3 separate regions of the Mus musculus genome follow, and all the other regions are linked to region 1. The links are chromatin loops, found by intact Hi-C in ENCODE. Cell type or tissue: heart. All regions are shown on one strand. Region 1 holds the start of Fam124a (family with sequence similarity 124, member A). Region 2 has its middle 9.6 kb from the start of Defb48. Region 3 has its middle 12 kb from the start of Gm4131.

The links. A loop is a pair of places that touch in the nucleus more often than their neighbours do. Peaks named below come from ENCODE experiments on the same cell type or tissue, not always from the same donor. Only the 100,000 strongest peaks of a DNase experiment are listed, where the experiment ranks them.
Region 2: it touches region 1 in a loop (2.5-fold over the local background); 3 of 42 quality-filtered maps call a loop at or near these places.
Region 3: it touches region 1 in a loop (2.0-fold over the local background); 9 of 42 quality-filtered maps call a loop at or near these places.

The regions. Positions count from the first base shown.
Region 1 is chr14:62,553,011-62,558,010 of GRCm38, reverse strand. It overlaps Fam124a (family with sequence similarity 124, member A), which reads right to left and starts at 2,274. Exons shown (of 4, transcript NM_001243857.1): 1 at 2,097-2,274. The coding sequence starts at 2,158. In heart, CTCF peaks have their summits at 2,061 and 2,274 (motif pointing left); DNase peaks (open chromatin) are centred at 1,370 and 2,390; H3K4me3 peaks cover 1,882 bases; H3K27ac peaks cover 964 bases; H3K27me3 peaks cover 2,066 bases.
Region 2 is chr14:62,972,379-62,977,378 of GRCm38, reverse strand. It overlaps the pseudogene Gm21021. Among named protein-coding and RNA genes, the nearest start is that of Defb48, 9.6 kb to the left of the region's middle. In heart, a CTCF peak has its summit at 2,093 (motif pointing right); no DNase peak of the experiment used is centred here; H3K4me3 peaks cover 245 bases.
Region 3 is chr14:62,490,761-62,495,760 of GRCm38, reverse strand. No RefSeq gene overlaps it. Among named protein-coding and RNA genes, the nearest start is that of Gm4131, 12 kb to the right of the region's middle. In heart, a CTCF peak has its summit at 3,095 (motif pointing left); a DNase peak (open chromatin) is centred at 3,090.

The DNA.
Region 1 (5,000 bases):
AAGCCTGCCAGGATGGCAAGGTCAGAGAGCAAAGAAACACCTGAGGAGAAGTGGCCAGCGGAGAGGAACTAACAACCCAAGGCTACATCCCATTCCTGCCATTGATAGACAAAAGAGCTGTAAACACTGGGAAGGGAGAGGGACATACTGAGGAAATCCTGGCATGGGCTGCATGCCTGTAAACCCAGTATTTGGGAAGGGAGGCAGGAAGATCAGGGCTTAAGGCTGTCATCAGCTACTTAGTGATTTCAAGTTCAACCTGGAATGCATGAGACCTGGTTTCCAACAACACAACAACAGCAACAACAACAACAACAACAACAACAACAACAACAAGTAGCAAACATTCAGTGAGTGAGCTTTATGTGCTCTATATTCAGCTTGGAGAAAAGAGAGAGGGAAAACAGCAGAAAGAAAGAACGAGCCAACTATTAACAGCACTCTTGATAGCGAAACCAAAATTCAAACTACACAGAGGTCAACAGCAAACACAAGGTTAATGGTCACAAGTTGAAACTTCTGTGTAAAATAATATCATCTTACATATTAATTTACGTTTTCTAGTGGCATAATAAGAGTTCTTTGAACAATGTCCTGTTACAGCAACACTCTTTAATGACAAGTAGGAACTAGAAGCACGGGTGTCCCCATATTAACTAGCTCATCCCAAGTGTCCTGGTAGTCATACTAGTCTGGCTTTTAGGGTGAAGACACCCCTCAAAGACAGCGCTACTTCCTCTTCTCCAAGGCAAGACCCTTGGGCAAACATCTGCTTTAGGTAAGCCCTTCAAGTTGAAAATTAGTGGGACAGTGACTGCTTCATGCCAACTATAACACAGCAGGCAATATTTGCTTTGTTTCTTCTATTCATGGTTCAACTAACCATGGGGGAGGGGAGAAGAGCCAAAGATGGTCAACTAAAGTTGATACATAATGGCAGTGTGAGTTAGTGAAAGAATCCTTGTCTATTGTACTTAGGTTGGAACTCCAGCACCAAAATATCAGGAAATAAACTAAGTTGACAACTGTACACCAACAGAATTGAAGCAAAAGCAATGGTGGGCAGGGGTGGGGACATCAAATCAAGTTACTCCTCTGTCACGGTTACCATGGTTGGGTAACAAGAGAAAGCCTGCTGTGTAGGGAAGAATGACAGTCCAGATTTAGGGTTGGGCTGGTGGAGAAGGCTGCAAGGAGGGGTGGGGTTGGGAGGCAGGACGAGCTTGAGGGACGCTTTCGTGGGTTAGGTCAGAACATAGGTCCATTCTGGAACTGGCCTCCCTCCCTGTTCTCAGTAGATTGCCAAATCCTAATATTAGTTTGAAACCTCTCCACCTTCCAGGAATTCCGAGGTCTTCTGTAGCCTGGGTAGCCCCTGACCTCTAGCAGGACTTCTCTAGATAGGAAAAGACACACGTTCCTACTGGGGTAGCACTTGTATCCTGGCTGTGGTGCTGACTGTGCACAGGAAAATCCTCTAGATATGGGCTGGGTGGAGACCATCACGGGACATTGGTTTCTGAAAATGCATTCCGTCTTTTGTCCTACTCAGGAAAACTGCTGTTGGGAGAGGACTAATTAGCCTCCAAAGGTTGGAGCTAATTACTGAGTCCATTGAAGCACACAAGACCCCATCACAGCATCCTGTGGGTACTCCAGGCTGGCGGGGTGGAGAGGCCGCTCAGCAGCACAGTATAAGTGAGATATGAAGTCCTCCTAGCCGGCTTCGGAGTCTTTTTCCTGTGCTGGTGTCCCACCCTCTCCACCTGCTTTCCTCCTCAGCAGCCTGGGGCTCCAAAGCTATCAGAGTTGCCTGGCTGGAACAAGTGCAGGCGCATCTCTAGGTGAAGGGGGATAGTGGCTGAACCTGGCACCGTGGGGCCACAGGGCTGCGAGGAACGACGCTGAACCTCGGGTCCCATCACCTAGCAGCCCGGGGTGGGGTTCTTCTCGCCCCTTCCCACCCTGACCCAGGCAACCACAGACCATGCCGCTGGCTCGCAGATACTGCACCCCAACCCCAGGACTGCCTCCCCAGCTCGGGCTCCCGAGCGCAAGTACTGAGCTCCCGCCCCGCCCGGCTGGGCTCAGCTCACCCTCCGGTCTCGGCGCCAGAGTCCACGCAGTCCTCTTCCTCACCGCCCGCCTTCGGGTTCATGGCGCGCGTGCCGTCCGCGCTCCCTCGGCCCCGGGGACCCTCCGAGAGCCTCGTCTCCGGCCTCCGCAACAACCCGGCCCCGCGAGGAAGCCGCTCGCCGCGCCCTCTCGCGGCCGCGCCCTCCCCGCCCTCCGCTCGGCGCTGCGCGGGCGCGCCGGGTGCCACCAGGCGAGGATCCGAGCGGGTGCACGGGATGCGCGCGTGTGCACGAGCGCGAGCGTGAGTGCGGGAGGTGCCGGGGGATGGACTCTCTCCATGAGCGAGGAGTGCAGTGGGCGTGGAGTGCAGTGGGCGTGCAGTATTTATCTTGCAACCCGCCTGGTGCATGCCAGCGCTGTGCGTTCTATAGTGACTGGTGCGGGCCCCATGTATGGAGTCTAGTAGCAAAGCTGCCCTCCCCTGGGTCCACAGTAAAGAGTCTGGAGTCCCCGGGCTTGCCCAGAGATTTTTTTCAGCCCCATTCTGCGAGCAGTACTGGGAAACACCCACCAGCGCAACCAGGGCAGAGTGTGATATCGCCATTTGAGGACCAGTTAAAACACGTGGGTGTTTCTCAGAACTGCAGACGTTGAATTCATTATCGCCTTGCTCACTGACCCAACTTGCTAGAGAATGTATTCTTTTGTTATCTATCTTAAAATAACACGAAGAGTCCTGGGTGTGCTTCCATTCAAAGGGGTCTGGCAGCAAGAGGGTGATGGACATTGACGTTGTTAAACCCAGCCATCCCTTAGGATGGGTTAATAATTGAAGTAGCAGGAAGTCATTTTTCCACTCTAGCCAGTGAGGCAACTTGGGAGCGGCGGCGGTGGTGGGGTAAGAACAACTTAGACTTAATTCTGGTGGTGTTGTCATTAGAAGCAGTGGAAGGCACTTAAGTGTATGTCGTATTCGCTTTTGTAGGGTAGTGCTGAAGACGCAACCTTGAGCATGTTCTGCCAACCAGCTATGACCCTGTCATCTTTTCTTTTCAGACAAGTTATTTAACCTCCTGGAGCCTTAATTTTTTCGCATATTGGGCTACTGCTATCTTCTCTGTCTGTTGTGAGTTACAAGAGATCACGTCTGTGATCGTCCCTGAACCTCCATTTTGAGTTACAAGAGATCATGTCTGTAAAACAGTTTGCGTGTGAGTTCTGCTACATGCCAAGTACTGGTTACGGGAGCTGTCAGTGTCCCAGGTGAAGGCTAGCTACCTGCATGCCCTCTCAACTGGCACAGCGGTGTCACTTCTGTGTGACAAGCTGTGAAGAACAATCCTCTTCCTTCCTTCCTTCCTTCCTTCCTTCCTTCCTTCCTTCCTTCCTTCCTTCCTTCCTTCCCTCCCTCCCTCCCTCCCTCCCTCCCTCCCTCCCTCTCTCTCTCTCTCTCCCTCTCTCTCTCCTGCTCTTCCCACTTTACATATTTGTCATTGCTTTCGGACTCTAATTTTAAACACATTACACAAAAGAGAAGGGCAGTAGACAAAAGCAGAGTAGAAATGCAGTATCGATCAGGAAAAAAAAATATCGGTAAGTGTGCCTATGCCAAATCTGAATAGCCTTCCCTAAACCTTAAATTCTTTCCCCCAAACAAGCAAAAATGGATGTGTTATATTCAGTTTGGTGCTCATTAGCTTAAACAAAGGAATAGTTCTTTAAGGAAGATTTAAGCCGATTTACCGTGTTGTGGTTTTGAATCTAAAAACGTCATCTGAAGCTTGGTGGGCAGCTGGTAGGCTTTTTGGGAAGTTGATTGGATCAGAAAGGTGCTACCCTCATCAATGGATCAATCCCTGGATGAATTCATAGTTAATTGGACTATTAGACAGTGTGTGCATGTGTGTGGCATGTGTAGCTGGAGGAAGTAGGTCACTGGGGACTTATCCTGTCCCCGCTGGGTAGAACCTCTGCCCTAACACACCCTGTGTGGCATGAGGCCAAAAGCCTTGGAGGTGAGCAGCCACGAACTGAAAATTCTCAACCTGTGAGCGAATCACCTGTTAAGTCTTTCCTCTATTCCCCCCCCCCCCAATAAAGAATCAAAATGCATCTGCTAACATTAAACAGAACCTCAGAGGCGCCAAACACATTGATCTCACTTTAAGGAATGTTGGTTTAATTTGGCCGAGGGAAAGAAAGCCCACAGTTGAATTTTCCACGTGTGCCTCATGTCTTCTGTGTGTTTGTAGTTTGTGGTGGCCGGCCAGCCTGTCTCTTGTGTGTCTGTGCCTGACACTTATGATTTGTGCCTGTCCCTAACAAAGGTTTTTGCTCTGTGCTTACTGAGCAGCACCTAGAGCTTGGCATTGGGAAAGGGATGAAGGATGTCAGACATCTTTAACAGCATTTTACCAGGAAAGAAGTCATCTTATTGACCCAGAAAAGCAAACAGCACAAAAGCAAGCACGTTATCAGACGATATCCATGGGTTGCTTCCAACATTTGTGTGAGATGTTTGCCACATAAGGTTGGTTTCAGATCATATTAGTTGGGTTTCTCTTATGGAACAGAGCAGATGGAATGAATATATGTATTTGAAAGAGGATTCATTAAGGTGGCTTGAGGGAGTTAGCTGTGTCCTCACAGAAAGGTGGAAAATCCAGTAGGTATTGAGTCCATGAGACTGTGTCTCAGAGTCTCAGCCTGATTCTAGAGCCGGGGGTGGGGGAGGTGGGGGGGGTAGTGGGAGGGGGAGGGGGAGAGGGAGAGAGAATGCTAGCTAGCTCTGAGTCAGGGGCATAAAAGAATACATAACCTAAAATTAAAGCTATGCATTAGCTTACGGTGTAAAAGCTGATTAAACGAGAAATCTAAGGCAAGTGAGGTTGGTTACGTTGTTCTCTTAAAGACAAGTTAATGTA
Region 2 (5,000 bases), 420 kb before region 1:
CCTGAGTTTGGTTCCCAGCACAGCCATGTTCTCTTACAGCCATCTCTAACTCCATTTCCAGGGGACCCAACACCCTCCTCTGACTCTACAGCACTGGACACGTACTTGGTAAACATATGTCCATGAAGCTAAACACAAAATACCTATAAAATAAAAATAAAAATCATTTAAAACCTGCTGTTTCCAGGTCAGGCAGTGGTGGCACACGTCTTTAATCCCAGCACTTGGGTGGCAGAAGAAGGTGGATTTCTGAGTTTGGGGCCACCTTGAACTACAGAGTGAGTTTCAGGACAGCCAGGGCCACATGGAAAAACCCAGTCTCAAAAAAACCAATCCACATTAAAAACTGTAATAGAAACTCAACAGATTCACAACTGGCAACAATGAAGGAAAAAAATTATAAAACAGACAAATTCTCACAGACAGAGCCAATAAATTAAATTAAAAGACAGGACACCAAGAATTTGCAGATCATGTAAGAGTGGAGAGAATAATCCTGGGAGACAGGAGAGAGGAGAGAACTGGAGTAAGGTTAGAAGAAAATAGCTTGGAACAATACTTTAAGTTCATGAGAATTAATCAGAAACATATGAAAACAAAGAAAGAAAGTAGGGGGTGACAGGACGGAGGGAGAACCTCTGAAAGCTAAGAGAAGAGGCTGAAAATCTTACAGCTTCCTTTGGAGTGGGGGGAGTGAGATAAGTTTCTCTGTGTATCTTGGGCTGTCTGAAACTCAGTCTGTGGACCAGGATGGCCTCAAACTCACAGAGATCCACTTGCCTTTGCCTCTCAAGTGCTGGATTGAAAGTCTGCACCACCGCTGCCTGGGACAGCTTCATTAATCAATTCAAAAGGGAAGTTCTTAGCTCTCTTAGAGTTTCTATTGCTGTGACCAAACAGCAAAACCAAAAGGCTAGTTGTGGAGGGAAGGGTTTATTTGGCTTACATTTCCAAAGCATTGTTCATCATTGAAGGGAAGTCAAGACAGAACTCAACCAGGGCAGGAACCTGGAGGCAGGAGCTGATGCAGAGGCCATGGAAGGGCGCTGCTTACTGGCTTGCTCACCATGGTTTGTTCAGCCTGCTTTCTTATAGAACCCAGGACCACAGCCTAGGGATGGCGCCATCCACAATGGACTGGGCTCTCCCGCATTGGTGCTGGGAATTGAACTCAGGACCTCTGGAGCAGCCAGTGCTTTTAACCGATGAGCTGCGTCTCCAGCCCAGCAGAAGGGTATTTGTAAAGGACTACATATGTCACTTCATCTAGCTGTGGGTAGTCAGCTAGCGCTAGAATACTAGGCATGAATCTATGCTAGGAACTGATCCTGGGACTGCTATAAGACAACCAGTGAGCTTAACCGCTGAGCAGTCTCTCTAGTCCCTGCATTTATTTATGTTTGTTTGTTTGCTTGCTTATTTGTGTTTGGGCATTGCTTGCTTTTACGTCTGTGCATCATGTGTAGCCAGTGCTTGCAGAGGCCAGAAGAGGGAGTTGGAATGCTCCCCTGGAACTGGAGCTACAGAAGGTTGGGAAGTACAGTGTACGTGCTGAAAAATTAAACTTGTGTCCTTCGGAAGAGCAGCCCATGCTCTCAAGCCCTGAATGGCCCCTCCATGGCATCTCCACACTCCCTTCTTCCCTCTTTTACACCCACATTTTTCCCACGTCTGCTTCACAGCATCATACCTGTGTCCTGCTTTTCCAAGACTGGCATTCTCTAAAGTAAAACTCTTAGATTCTCTTACTCGTCTTATAAATTATTAATAACAGGTAAGCTTTCACTCACTGAAATTCAAGTCTCAGAAACATACCTACTTAAATAGAATCTACAAGGCCAGTGTTACTACAACTTTGATTAATATTCAATGTCAATTTGCTTTAGAGACAAAATGAAAGACTGATAAAGTGTCAAGTAACAGGATTTATTTGGTCAAAAGAATCGCATCTCAAGCACAGTGAACCAAAAAGTCCCTACAATGCATGCTCTACAGAAAACCCAAGAGAAAATTTTTTACAGGAAATAACTATAAAAGTGCTTTTGCTGTGGGCAGTGAGTTATTGTCTACCTTGCTCAAAGCCAGTGAGTTCCAGCAGAGGGCGCTGCAGGCTTCTCCCAAGAATCCAGGAACTTTCTGGGGTTCAACTTTTATTAGGACCCTAGGCAGTTTCTTCCACATCCGAATTGTCTGTTCTCGGGGTTTCAGCTGGGGGCCCTGGAGGGGGTGGGAGCAGGCGTGGTGGAGGTGGCAGACAAGGACACAGCAGATGAATGGAGACCTCCTGAAGGGTGAGACATTTTGTTCTTCCTGGTGGGCAAATCCATTTCTTCTCGGGGCATCCTCAGATTTCCCTGTGTGTCCACAGTACCCGGGGTCAGCTAGTAGACTGAACGTTAGTAATCAGCTAGAAGCCTCTGCCCTTGCTTGCTCTCCTTGCTTAACTCTTTGTTTCCCCGTCCAGAGCAGACAGGAGCCTGGCAGAATTGGGACGGGGGTAATTGTTCTTGTCAGGACAGTTCTTCCCCTGGTTCACTCTGAACCAGGAATTGTGTCTGAACTGGTGAATCGCAACTGTATCGGCTGGTAGAGTGGGTTCAATTATCCTGAGGTCCAGCGCAGGCTTTGAGCAACTGAGTTCCCCTGTTAGGGGATTTCTTTTGGCTGCTGTATTCTCTTGAGCATCTTCAGTTCCCATGCAGGATCCTGCTGAGTGCTCTCTGCCAGACTTCCCAAACTTGGTAAGAGCCCTGTTTGCTTTGCCTACGGGTCATGGAGACTGTCTTTTTTAGAGATCAGTCTTCTGTATGCATAAAAAGCACCCGGGCAGGCTGCCTCAGGACAGAAGTCACATCTTATATTACCCATCTTATACCACTGGCCATTGCCAGCTTTGACATAACAGAGGTAATGTTCTTTGGGACAAGTAGCACTGACATGGATCGCCACAACATTGAGGGCACACACAAGTGATCCTTTATTAGGCTGAGACATGTATACACTCAAGGGACTTAGGGTAGCTCACTTCCCTGTCTACTTTGTCACCTGTGAAATCTGAAAGTCAATTCAACACCAGCAGGAAACCTTCAACACAGTTTGTGCAGTCAGGGTCTTGGGAGCCTGCACAACTGCCACAGTGGTAGGTCTGCGTAGTGTGGTCTCCCCTGCTCGCCAAAGAATCTTTCACCTTCAGTAAACCCTCTAAGGCTTCGTCCACACTCTGCACCACCTTGATATCCAGGGGGACGTCCAGGAAGGGGTCAAAGGTACCCCAGGTGCCCTGGCAGAGGAGATACTTGATCTGAGATCTTTAGGAACCTCCAAATATCAGCTCATGGCCCAGGGTGCTACCCTCAGACGCTGGTCCCCAGGCAGGCAGGGTGCGTGCCTGACATTCAGAAACTCGTGTGCATCTTCCTGCTTGTGCTTGTGGAAGGCAGAAGTCAACACGAGTGAGTGAGTGAGTCCGGGGTGACTTCCCTGGAGTGGAGGAGACTCTGGATCATGTGAGCGTCCATAGCACACACATGTAACCTCTGTGGCAACAGAAGCTCTGAGAGAGCTCCCGAGACAGCATGTAGTTTGCAAAAGATAGTGTGTCCTACAGTATCAAACATTTAGCCAAGATTTAATTCTTCACTTAAAAATGAACAAGGATGCCCATCTCGCTAGTATGTAAATTTGCTTTTGTTTTTGGTAAATGGTAATATATTATCTATCTATCTATCTATCTATCTATCTATCTAAACACACACATATATACACACACATATATGTTTATATATATATATGTATAAATATATGTTTAGTAAATGGTATATGTATAGTGGAAATATATTGAACATATATACATATATATATATATGAATTGTTTAAAAATAGATTTCTTTTTAAAAAATGTCCTGGTTGGTTTTGGTCAACTTGACACAAGCTAGACCCATCGTGGAAGAGGAATCTCAACTGAAAGAATGATGCTACCACATCTCCTGTGGGCAATTCTGTCGGTGTCTTATTGAATAATGATGGGTATGGGAGGGCCCAGCCCACCAGGGGCAGTGTCATCCCTAAGAAGGTGATCCTGAGTAGTATAGAAATGGTGAGCAAGCCAGGACTGAAGGGGTTGTGGAGAGAAGTTGAAGCTTAGTATCAACAAATGCTTTCCTCGAACACCTACGCTTTATACCTTTATACCTTGGGTCACATGTAGATTTCTTATGCGAAGGGGCTCCCACCGAGTGGGCAAGTTTAAGAAGCCCTGCCCTGGGTGATAGCTTCTCCTCACAGAGCCTGTAGATACTGAATTTCCCCAGCCCTATCCTGTTCTCTTCTCTCTTTTACCCCATCTCTCACTCTATCATGTGTCCTGGATCCTCTACCTAGACCAGATTTCCTCTTTGAACTTCAAGTCCAGATCTCAAATATCTCAAACTCAGCATGGCCAACCTTGGCCTTTTATCAGCCCTCTGTGGCCGGATCCCTCTCTAACTAGGTCCCCGGTGGCACCTGGCACCACCCACCTGTGCACAACTCATTCATCCTTGACAGCTCCCCTCCGGCCTCGCCCACTCCATCAGTGATGCCTTCCGGACCCTTCTGAAACCTGCCTTCCATCTGTCCCCTTCCTTCAGCTCTGATGCTGCCACACTGGCCTAATGACCTTGGCCACTGTGATGCTCATGGAGCCGACTCTCCCCAGAGGCTTCTTTGACAGAGGCGGGAGAGGGATCGTAGACATGCTCATCTGTTTTGTTGTTTCAGTCTGTCTCTTAGCTTCATACACATTGACAGTATTGCTGGCAGAGGCACTTCTTGACTTAAACAGCCCCACCTTCCCATTTGTTCACTAAGTGCTACTCCCTGGGTTGACCCCTCCCTTGGCACACTCATTCCCATTTCGACTTTCCACCTGCTCATTCTTGCCTCTCTCTTGCGACTTAGCTGAAATGTCACTGTTGCAAGAACCATCCTGCCCCACCCCCATGCGTTCATAGTAGCTTGCA
Region 3 (5,000 bases), 62 kb after region 1:
AGTCTTGGCCATAAGTAAGATGAGGGGTTTTATGGTTCAGGAGTAGGGGGCTTCCAAATGAAGAATTTGGCAGACAAATAGGTGGGGATACAGATGCAGAACATAGGCATAACAAGTGGGTCATAACAACCTCCTGAAGCAAAGACATGGTGGCAAGGTGGTCATAGTGAGGTGGTCATAACAAGGTGGTCATAACAAGGCAGTCATAACAGGGTGGTCATGACAAGGTGGTCAGGGCATAACAAGGTGGTCATAACAAGGTGGTCATAACAATCTTTTGGAGCAAAGGCATGGTTACCATTACCTGGAACAGAACCATTTGTAGCTAAGGTCAAAGGTAGCGCACAGTCCAATCCTTGAGAAATGGAGATTTATTCATGGAGATTAATAAATGGGAATGAGCTTGGTTTGTCTTTACTATAAGATGGCTTTTAAGCCTAATATAGAAGCAAGATGGCTTATCAGACCAAGGGTAAACAATCTAAGAAATCCTGGCTAATGGGTTGTCACTCCTACCAATGACCCATCATTAAATGGATTTTAATCTTATTCTTACAGGTAGTCTGACAGGTTATTAGTAATGTGTGAAATCCCTTTTAGGGGGAAAAGTTCTCCCTTTGGCTGGCACTTCATCCTTCTCCCCCATGAGATTTCTGGGGAAATTCCCTCTTCTTTGGGGCCCATTGATCCAACGTCTGGTAGCCAGATGAGAGACAGTGTCTGAGAACAGCCCCCAAAGGCTCGTATGTCTGAATAACTTTGGCTTCCAGTTGGTGGAGCTATTGGGGAAGGATTAGAAGGTGTGGCCTTGTTGCAGGATGTGTGTCATTGGGTGCAGGCTTTTAGGTTTCAAAAGCCACTCCCACTTCCCTGTCTGCCTCTGCTTTCTGGGGTCTCAGCTCTCAACTGTTCCTGTGCCTTCATTCCACCACCACAGCCTTCTGGAACCATAGGCTCAATAAAACACTTTCCTTAATATGTTGTCTTGGACATGATGTTCTATCACAGCAAGAGAAATGTAACTAGTACTTGTCTCTTTAAAATATAAAATGTCTCTCCATTTCTGGCAGCATGGTTACAATTAGGCTCTGAGGGAAGTGACCAGATTCATGAAAATGAGGGTTTTAATAAGCTCATGGTGGGTACCAGGCCCTGGGGTTCTCTGCTGGGGTTTTGGTGGTGTCAATAGGGTTGGAGTATAATGGACAGATCATTTCTGAAGCTTTGCATTCTCATGGAAGATTCTAGCAGAGAGAGGGCTCAAGAAGGCCCTCCCAGAATTCCTGAGGTCACATCATGAGCCTTAAGTCTGGGCTGTATGAACCATCCATATTTGGCATATAAAGATTCCTCCTACTCTCATCTCTGAACACTGTTAAAGCTCCCCAGGAATAAGGACTAGGTAGTGGTACTCTATTAGTGATAATGATACCACTGATTGCAGACCTCAAAATCGCTCCACATCTAAGGCCTGTGAGGAGACTGTTGAGAAGGAAATGTCCTGATTCGTTCAAGGTTACACAGCTAGCTGCTGAGGAAAATACTTAGGTTGGAAGCGTCACTCACTTCCAAATTCGACTGGGTTCTGCTGGTACCCCATCCTCACTTGAACTAGCGCTGAGATCTTAGACAGTTCCCTACCATTTTGGCTCTTTGTTCCCTCCTGGGTAAAATAATCAGGCCGGACAAGAAGAATACAAGGAATTAGTGAATGCCTGGCACCGTGCAGGCGTTTTACATGTGACATTGTGATACTTATGATTCGTACACATAAGGAAGCAGGAGCGTATGAAAGTCAATCAACAAACAGGCTCCCCAGCTCCCCACACACACCAGTTACAATCAGCCCCAATCCAGATGGGAGGCTCCAAACAAGACACACAGCCTTTCTGTGAGTCAGCTTCCTTCCCATAGCTTCTTGCTACTGCCAGGCATGAATGGGTTAATAAGTGACTCACACCAGTGCTAGTTACTTCCTGACATCACACCTTCCAGACATGACATCATAACTTCTTTGCAGGCCTGTCCCACTTCCAATCCCAAGCAGCGTTAAACGTTGATCAGACATCTGTTCAGTACTGAAGTTTCCATTTATCAAACTAATCGGGCCTGGCACAGGCCTTTGTCAGTCAAATAGAGCTAGAAATGACTTCCTCCATTCCTGGGCAGAAGTCCCTGCTTTGGACCTGTTGGCAGGCTCGCTCTGTGCACAGCACCTTCTATTTTCGAGCATTGTTCTCCCAAAACAGCACCACAGAACTCTTGGTGCAGAAATGTTAACATATGGATGGAGAAATAATGATTTTTAAATTTGTATCTCAATTCTAGAATACTTCAACACCAAGGAAAAAAATTATAATATACTCTTTTGAATCCTTTTATCATCCCAGCTCATCGAAATAGTTTGGGAAGCTAGGGAAAAGCTTAGCATCTGGGGGAACTTGCATGCAACCCTGGGGACCCAAATTCAAAGCCACAGCAGGCAAGATGTCAGGAACTGGGAACTGGCTGGTCAGCCAGCAAAGTCAAAATAGCAAGCTTTAAGTTCAGTAAGAACTCTTGTCTCAAGAGAACAAGGTGGAGAGCAATAGAAGAAAGAATTGTTTGTCCTTCTGTGCCTCATGTATGCACCCAAATGCAAATACCTGTGTACACAACATATACTCCCCAACACACACAACATGAAAACTAGAATTTTATCTGGATGTAATCATTTTTAATGTTATTATTAATAGTAACGACACTTTTTAAGCCAATTAGGTGGTGTCAGCAGGATCAGAGGGAAATGCTTATCTTATTAAGTGTTAAGACAAATATCCTTCAGGCCATTTCATGTAAGACGCTCAAGGCCCACAATTCCTCATTAAAGGGAGACTATAGAAGTGGCACAGTCTCTGTTCTACGGCAGGTGTTTATTAAACGATTCACAACATTTAGATGAGAACGGCAATCTTGTAGGTCCACGCATCCATGCAGAGGTATTTGGGCACGGACATGAAACTAGAATCCATTAATTCAAGCAAGTTTCCTTGCCGTAAGCCGCGCACAGCATCCCCTTGAGGACAGTGGCTGCATTGTTCCTGCTGTCTACTCAGTTCCAGAGCAAAGGTGAGCGTGGGAGAGCTGCCCTCTGGTGACAGACAGGAAACACACATGCAGTATTAAAGGATATCAGCGGCCACTAGGCAAAAGCTCAGTTCTTGTGGTTTTACTGCTTTAACTACATACGAAGAGGACAGACAGATGGAACCAGGAAACTCCCAAGCGAGTCCAGGACCGCGACGAGCAGAGACTATCCCACAGTGAATATTTGTTGGTTGATAGCGGATAAGCCTGAGAACTGTATAGACCTGTACAGACACAGGGTATGACTGGATGCTGGCAGCTAGCGGAGGTGACCAGAGCAGTTATGCATGAGCAGTGGGAATCCTGCTGAGCCTTGACATTTTTCAATATTCTCTTCCCATAACTCCTTAATTCCCCCAGCACTGTAAATGAGCTGTGAGGCTTCTCCCCCTCAGCTCTCTGAGTTATTGTATTGAACTGGCCAGCCATTCTCTGCTTAAAGGCAGTAGAAGGGTTTAAGTATTGAAATATATATGCTTAGCAGGTGCGATCCATGCTGCAGGAAACATACCTCAGCCAGGCGTTTGTACTTAAATGAAGCAGCGGTTTGATGGTTTCCCTAGGCCCCTCGAGAGCAAATAAAGAGCAAGTCTTTCTGTAAGAGGCACCCCGGGAGCTGGGGACTTAAGAGGGAGGCGACATAATTACATGTCGGGGTTACACAGGTGCCTGGCATGTTTGCCAGTCTTGTGATCTTGAGAGACTTGTTGCTTCTGGGCACACCCGTTCCTTACTTGTCATTAATGAGATGGGCACTAGTACCCATGGAGAGATGGTCACTGGTGGGCAGGCTTGTGGCAGACACTCTGAGCATTGGAACAGTCTCCCCAGGTCCCTTTCCCAGGCAAAACTCAGGAGGAAAGTGAGCAGTGTTTACGTGGGTTTTCACTGCATGTTTCTTTGGAGACCTACTAAATGGAAAAGTCATATTGAACCCCTGGAAAGATAAAGGACAACCCCAGATGAAAGCCAGGTGGTTTATTTTGAGGGCACAGAGTCACACCGTAGGAGTTAGGAATCATAGAAATGAGAAGTGTTAGAAAGTTAAAAAAGCAAACGAACAAACAAAAAAACAGAACAAAACAAAAAAACAAACAAACACAAACCTCCCAAAACCTAGATCAAACTGAAGCCCTAACTGGTTCTTGAAGCTCTGTGGGGGACTGTTTCAATTCTCAGGAGACATGAGGAAATGTCTCACCAACCCTGGTGAGTGCCAAGAAGTCAGAAGAGCTCTGAGAATGTCTGCCGTAGTTGTCATAACACCACCAATGACAACCACCTCTCCTCACATCCTGTTTCCAATGCTCGGGCACGTTCTCATTCCAAAACCAGACTCAAACCATGCAAGGCAGCAGGGCCGTGTGGTCAAGGGAGTTCTGGGATAGACTGGATGGTGGGGGACACAGCCTGTGGGCCAGCTGAACATTCACATGGCCAACTGTTCACTCGGCCCACAAGTTTGGAGTACTTTCTTTGTGTCAGGGTGTCCAGAAAAGGCCAGAGAGAACTGGTTAGCCAAGGAGACACGGCCATATGCAGAACAGACCCCTTTCTAAGGCTTGCTGTCTTTCTCTCTTTCCTCCGTAAATAAGCTTTCCTGTGGGGTTGGCGTCACATGAGGTTAAGTGATCAGAATAAAGACCCACGAGGTGCCAGGACCTTGCATCTGCTGGTGATTTATGAAGAAGCGATTAGGAAGCACAAGAGCGAAAGTTTTCAACGAATCTAGGGAGATGCTATGCTACCTGCTTGCTTTGCCAATCTACCTACCTCAGTGTGTATGAATTAAAGATGATACTTTTTTTGTTTTCTAGCTTGGCATGATGGCTCACATTTGTAATCCTAACACTTAGGAAGTGGAAGCAGGATCA